Linked DNA regions of Homo sapiens: region 2 is linked to region 1. A link is a contact called in ENCODE Hi-C or POLR2A ChIA-PET data. All regions are on one chromosome and are shown on one strand. The core of a region is the stretch at or near the end of the contact, and the rest is flanking DNA. Distances in the headings are between cores, read along the strand shown. Region 1 holds the start of GALK2 (galactokinase 2). Region 2 holds the start of SLC27A2 (solute carrier family 27 member 2).

The links. Hi-C counts contacts between places; a loop is a spot of excess contacts on that map. ChIA-PET counts read pairs that join two places held with the same protein, here RNA polymerase II (POLR2A). Pooled maps may share reads with other maps.
Region 2: a loop to region 1 is called in a pooled map, with 10 times the contacts of the local background. The contact joins the promoter of SLC27A2 here to the promoter of GALK2 in region 1. A Hi-C loop is called at or near these places in 4 of 50 pooled maps. POLR2A ChIA-PET finds 5 or more read pairs at or near these places in 2 of 52 experiments (OCI-LY7 and activated naive CD4-positive, alpha-beta T cell).

Annotation. Positions count from the first base shown.
Region 1 is chr15:49,168,440-49,171,533 of GRCh38, forward strand. GALK2 (galactokinase 2) reads left to right here and starts at 1,808. Exons shown (of 10, transcript NM_002044.4): 1 at 1,808-1,936. The coding sequence starts at 1,884. MIR4716 (microRNA 4716) reads right to left here and starts at 714; the gene lies at 631-714. RefSeq lists enhancers at 1,220-2,124, 1,756-1,995.
Region 2 is chr15:50,180,755-50,183,893 of GRCh38, forward strand. It overlaps SLC27A2 (solute carrier family 27 member 2), which reads left to right and starts at 1,442. Exons shown (of 10, transcript NM_003645.4): 1 at 1,442-2,151. The coding sequence starts at 1,674. It also overlaps a transcript of ATP8B4 not described here. RefSeq lists silencers at 1,334-1,673, 1,944-2,043.

The sequences.
Region 1 (3,094 bases), core at 558-3,057:
TGGGCACGGTGGCTCACACCTTTAATCCCAGAATTTTGGAAGGCCGAGGTGGGCTGATCACCTGAGGTCAGGAGCTCGAGACCAGCCTGCCCAGCATGGTGAAACCCCGTCTTTACTAAAAATACAAAAATTAGCTGGTGTGGTGGCGGCTGCCTGTATTCCCAGCTACTTGGGAGGCTGAGACGGGAGAATCGTTTGAACCTGGGAGGTGGAGGTTGTAGTGAACAGAGATCATGCCATTGCACTCCAGCCTGGGCAACAAAGAGCGAAACTCCATCTAAAAAAAAAAAAAAAGATTCTGTTCTTTTCTGTATTTACTGATGTCCCTAAACATTTTACATTTTTTTTTAAAATTTAGGTTATCTCCCTATTAAAACTATTTACAAGTGACAGTGATGACTCCTGTTACTCAAAATTAAACCAAAATGAACATCAAACTGGGATTTATTGGGGCCCAGAAACAAGAAGATATAATTCATTCATTTGAAAATGATAAAGAGGGACTGAAATAATAGTGAGAAAGCTGCCCTGAGACCAGAGTAACTTTGTTTCTTTGATGTATCATTTACAGTAATAACCCAACGGGGTGCCAAGGGGCTGCCACTCTTTGGCTATGCTTTATTGTCCATTCACACTTTGTCTCCATGTTTCCTTCCCCCTTCCTCCTGTATACATGTATACAGAAGGGGGAAGGAAACATGGAGACAAAGTATGCATATACATATAGAAATTCTGGAGCAGTAACTTACTGATGTATACAACTTATCGAATCTCTCTGAGTTATGCTACTACCCCTAGTGTGTTGGGCATGTTGGCTCAAACTTCCTTAATCAGGAAACTTTGGAATGGGTTTATTGCTAGCTGTCTTTGCTTGGGTTTAATCTCAATATTTCTGAGGTGCAAAGTGCACTAGATTGAGAGTTAATAGATCTGAATTTTAATTCCAGTTTTGTTCCCAATGATCACTGTGACCTCAGGCACATCATTTCACCTTTCGTCGTTCATTCAGTTTATCTTACCTATTCATTAAAAACCAATCTGCCTGCCCCCAGTTGCTTTCTAGTGGTAGTGATGATGGAGGTGGTGAGAGACACAATAAATACATAAGCAAATAGGAGAACTATGAAGGAAGGAAAAGTTAGTGATGTACTAGGGATAGTGTACTTTTGATAGGGCATCTAGGATTTCTCTAGATAAGTGAAAAATGAAGAGGTTTAACTGGATGCTAAGGGGTCTTGCACATTAAAAGGCATGTGTTTCCGTCTTTTCACTACTGTGTTCTAGGAAGGCCCACCAATGCCTCTAACCTGTAAATAAATGCAAATCTATTTAAATCAAGTGATACATCAATTTTATGTTGCTTGATTTGGAAGTAATCCGCAAAGAAGCAATAGCTAAACATTTTAGTGTTGTTTGGGGAGTAGCTGCTGAACAATAAAGACCAAAACCATAACTAAAAAACAAACAAACAAACAAAAAAACGCAGCCCGAGACAGATCAGAAACTAGGTGTATGTAGGGCGCCAGGTTATGACACTGTTCTCTGACATCCACAGGGCGCAAAAAGAAAACCTCACTAGTCAGCTTCGCACGTGCTCTGCGCAGGGGCTCCTGCGAGGCCCTAGTCCCTCCCTGGGAGCTAAGAGCAGGACGGAGGCTGTACCTGACTGCTGCTTGGAGGGAACCCTGGCTGAGTCCAGGGAGGAGGAGCCAGAGGAGGGGCCGATTGGAAGCAGCCACCTCAGCGAAGCTGCAGGATTTCCGCAGGGCGGGAGCTGTTTATCTCCCGGAAGAAAACGGCTCCTGTCACAGAAGTCTCGTGATTGCTCTGGGAGCTTTGCTTAGACACTTGAAACTACAGGAGAAAGAAGGATCTAGCGAAATATGGCTACAGAGAGCCCTGCTACGCGTCGGGTCCAGGTGGCAGAACATCCTAGGTGGGGGAGAGGAGACGCCGGGCTTTGGGATCTGCTGGGTTGGCTACGTGTAGATCGGGTCCACAGCACTTGGCTCCTCCCTTGGGGCGCTGCTTTTGGTCCCGGGGAGCAAGTGGAACCCTTGGGATTCTATAAGGACACGTGGCTGGGCTTGCAAAAAAGATCACGCCGCAAACACATTCTACCTTGACTACTACGAAGGGTTGTATGTTTTTTTCTTCATCCATGCAGATTCTTCTTTTCCTTTTCTTGTTGTAATTAGTGTACTCTTTCTACTGGGCTTCAGCAGAAATGCCCATATCCACACTGAACTCCTCTCTTTGTCTCGCATGCCAGTTGATACTGCTTTTTAAAAGTCTTCTTTCTAAATATTAATTGAAAACAAACACAAAAACCTTCTTGGTGTCTGCATCCTCTTTAAAACAAAACAAAACAAAAACACGAGAATCTCTGAACTGTCACTTAGGGAATTAATTTGCTGGCAGTCCCTAGCTACACAGTAACTAATAGTTTAGTGATGTCTCGGGGAGGATCTTTTCAGTTACAGGTACTTTGTAGAAATACTTCGTTCTGACTAATGGGGCTGAGGTCTCATAAAATGAAGTCTGTCACCTGCTACATTAGCGAAGGGCTTTCCTGACTCTCTGCTTTTGCTGTTTTTCTTTTCTTTTCTTTCTTCCTTCCTTTCTTTTTTCTTTTTCTTTTTCTTTTTTTTTTTTTTTTTGAGACGGAGTTTTGCTCTTGTTGCCCAGGCTGGAGTGCAGTGGCGCCATCTTGGCTCACCGCAACCTCCGCCTCCCAGGTTCAAGCGATTCTCCTGTCTCAGCCTCCTGAGTAGGTGGGATTACAGGCAGGCGTCACCACACCCGGCTAATTTTGTATTTTCATCAGAGATGGGGTTTCTCTATGTTGGTCAGGCTGGTCTCGAGCTCCTGAGCTCAAGTGATCCGCTCACCCTGGCCTCCCAAAGTGCTGGGATTACAGACGTGAGCCATCGCGCCCGGCCCTCTGCCTTTGCTGTTTTCAGTTTTTTTCTGTTAGTTTTTTTCTCTGGCATCAAGTCCTTAAGCTCTTCCTACTTGGTGGTTTATTACCACCGTGTGTCAGTTGATGATATTATACTTTACTACAACTTGAAAATGTTCTTTCATCCTTAAA
Region 2 (3,139 bases), core at 192-2,691, 1.0 Mb after region 1:
TCCCCAGGGAAATGATGCAACCAGGTAGCTGGATCAGAAATGAAAAAGTCAGGAAAAGGGAAAGGTTGCTTGCGCAGTTACTAGGGATACGAAAAGGAGGCTAAAAAACGGCAGGGGGTGGCCTGGAGGGAATGTGAAACATTTTTGTGTGTTTTACACACACCGAAAAAAAAAGAGGACATGGACAGAAACCTAGAGAATAGGAGGACAGCATAGTATAGTTACTAAGAATAAGCTAAGAGTTGGTTCCCCGGGACCAAACAGATACCATTTCCAAAACCCACGAATTACTTACCGGCTGTCTCAATTCACCTAAGCTTCCCTTTCTTGTCTGTAAATGAGCATGAAAGTGCCACCTGTATAAAATAACTCAGGCTCCCAAAATGTAACATAGGGAAGCTCCTAGCAGCGTGTCTGGGAGGAATAAGCATTATCTGTATTTATCGTATCAAATTAAGATAGAGGAACACAGGAGGACAGTAGAGGATGAAAATAAAACACTACTTAGATCCTGACCCTCCTCAGTGGCAAGTAGTGAGCATTCACTTCGTACAGAAGTAGCACTAAGGCAAATTAAAAGAAAGGTTCACATTTCCTCTAAAAGAAATGGTTTTTGAGTCATGCCAATACCACTTACTCAATGTCCTCTGTACTATACTATTCTCTGACAGAGCCACTTATTAAATGTGTGAACTGTGCTGACAACACTTGACAACTTTCAACATGAGGGAACAGCAGGATCACTTAACAGAACAAAATCGTAAAATAATGTCAAAGCTTGATTTCAGGTGGTGCGGTGTAGCACTGCTCTTCACGAAATCAGGACTCCCCCGACCAGGCAGGGCCGACTAGGTTAGAGTGTCCTGCCCTCACTCACCTGGCAGGGCTTGGGATGAGCTGGACGTGACTGCCACAGGCATTTCTGTTCAACCTTGAAGCCTTCGCTACAGGAGACCGCCTGGCAGTCGGGCTGGGAAGCAAATCTGAGAAACAAAGAGAGACCAGGCGGAAAGCCCTTGGGACCAGGAAGGAGAGATGAGATTCTGGTTTGGCAGTGGCACCTGGTACCCGCTATTAATAAATAATAGGACTGTCTGACATTTATAAGGCACTTTATCGGTAATAACAGTGTCATCTCCATAAGCCATTCTATTAGTGGTAACAAATAATAGCCCCACGCCTGCAATATCTCCTTTAATATTCCCAACGTCCGCTAAGCGCGTCTCATCACCATTTAAAGAAACCGTGGCTCCTAGAGGTAAAGTACTTCGGTCACAACGCGAGGAGGTCCAGACTTGACCCCAGACCTCCAGACTCGAGCTGGGAAGTGGCCGAGGCTCCTGGTGAGCCGCAGGGCAGCCTGCCCAGCCCCGGGAGGACCGCGTGGGAGGGCCGGGAGAGCAGGTGGCTGCCCCCCACAAGGGGGCGGGCTCAGCCGGCCAGTCCTGCCCGGAACCCCCGGCAACGCGCATACGACTACACCTGCTCCGGAGCCCGCGGCGGTACCTGCAGCGGAGGAGCTCTGTCTTCCCCTTCATCTCACGCGAGCCCGGCGTCCCGCCGCGTGCGCCCCGGCGCAGCCCGCCAGTCCGCCCGGAGCCCGCCCAGTCGCCGCGCTGCACGCCCGGGGTGAACCCTCTGCCCTCGCTGGGACAGAGGGCCCCGCAGCCGTCATGCTTTCCGCCATCTACACAGTCCTGGCGGGACTGCTGTTCCTGCCGCTCCTGGTGAACCTCTGCTGCCCATACTTCTTCCAGGACATAGGCTACTTCTTGAAGGTGGCCGCCGTGGGCCGGAGGGTGCGCAGCTACGGGAAGCGGCGGCCGGCGCGCACCATCCTGCGGGCGTTCCTGGAGAAAGCGCGCCAGACGCCACACAAGCCTTTTCTGCTCTTCCGCGACGAGACTCTCACCTACGCGCAGGTGGACCGGCGCAGCAATCAAGTGGCCCGGGCGCTGCACGACCACCTCGGCCTGCGCCAGGGAGACTGCGTGGCGCTCCTTATGGGTAACGAGCCGGCCTACGTGTGGCTGTGGCTGGGGCTGGTGAAGCTGGGCTGTGCCATGGCGTGCCTCAATTACAACATCCGCGCGAAGTCCCTGCTGCACTGCTTCCAGTGCTGCGGGGCGAAGGTGCTGCTGGTGTCGCCAGGTGAGCCCCGAGGATCGCCCTGCCCTGGCACCAGGGCTTCTCGGCGCCTTGACTGACGAGCCACAGCGTGGCATAAGGGGTTCGCAGAGGGAGGTTCAGATCGGAACTGTAGGTATAGAAAAAGGTTGGCAGTGTTTCCTTGAATCGCAAATAATGATCTTTTAGGACCACCTGTTGTGGAAGCTGATAATGTGCTAGGTTCTGTGTTAAGCACTCTACAGGCAGTGTGGTTTTTAATCCTCACAATGGGTAGGCTTTGTTATAGGACTTTTATAGATGAGACCACTGAGGTCCTGAGAGGTGAAGCCTCATGCCCAGCCATCTATCTCCAAATTCCAAGCTCTTAATCAATACTTATAACATCTGCATTAAAATGCAGAGGATCTTGAGTGCGAACTCTAGTGGATCCAGAGGGGCTCTTCTCACCTCTGCTGCTTGACTGGCTGTGTGATCATGGGAAAGTCACTTCTCCTCTCTGTCCCTTGGTTTGCTCCTCTCTAATGAGGCAGGCTTCAATGTTGCTTCCAGCTCTCAACTGCTGTTAGCATCCTGTCCCCTCCCTGCAGAACAAAGGTGACCCCACCTGATCCCCAGGGAGAAGATACTGGGGATCTGCTACAGGACCGTTGTGAGCCCCCACTGCATCTATCACAATAGTGACCCTTTCAGTTCTGTGGTTAGCTCCTGCCACATTTCAGCCAGACTTGAAACAGTAACTTAAGTGATGACAAGGTCAGGAAGTGACAGAGAACCTGTTACTCACAGGGCTGATGGCTTTCCCCTCCCAGAGAGCTTGTCTCTGCACTTGAATAAGGACCAAGGGTTCCTTCTCTCAGTCAGTAAGAAGAGGCCTACACAGGAGTGGGCTGAAAGACCTGGGTGACAGGGTAGGGGTCGAGGGAGCCGAGGAGCCTCAGCTTTCTAGAATGCATTTCTGTGCTAAGCCCTATAGTAGATGCTTTTATTACCCCGGGAGATAACATATCAC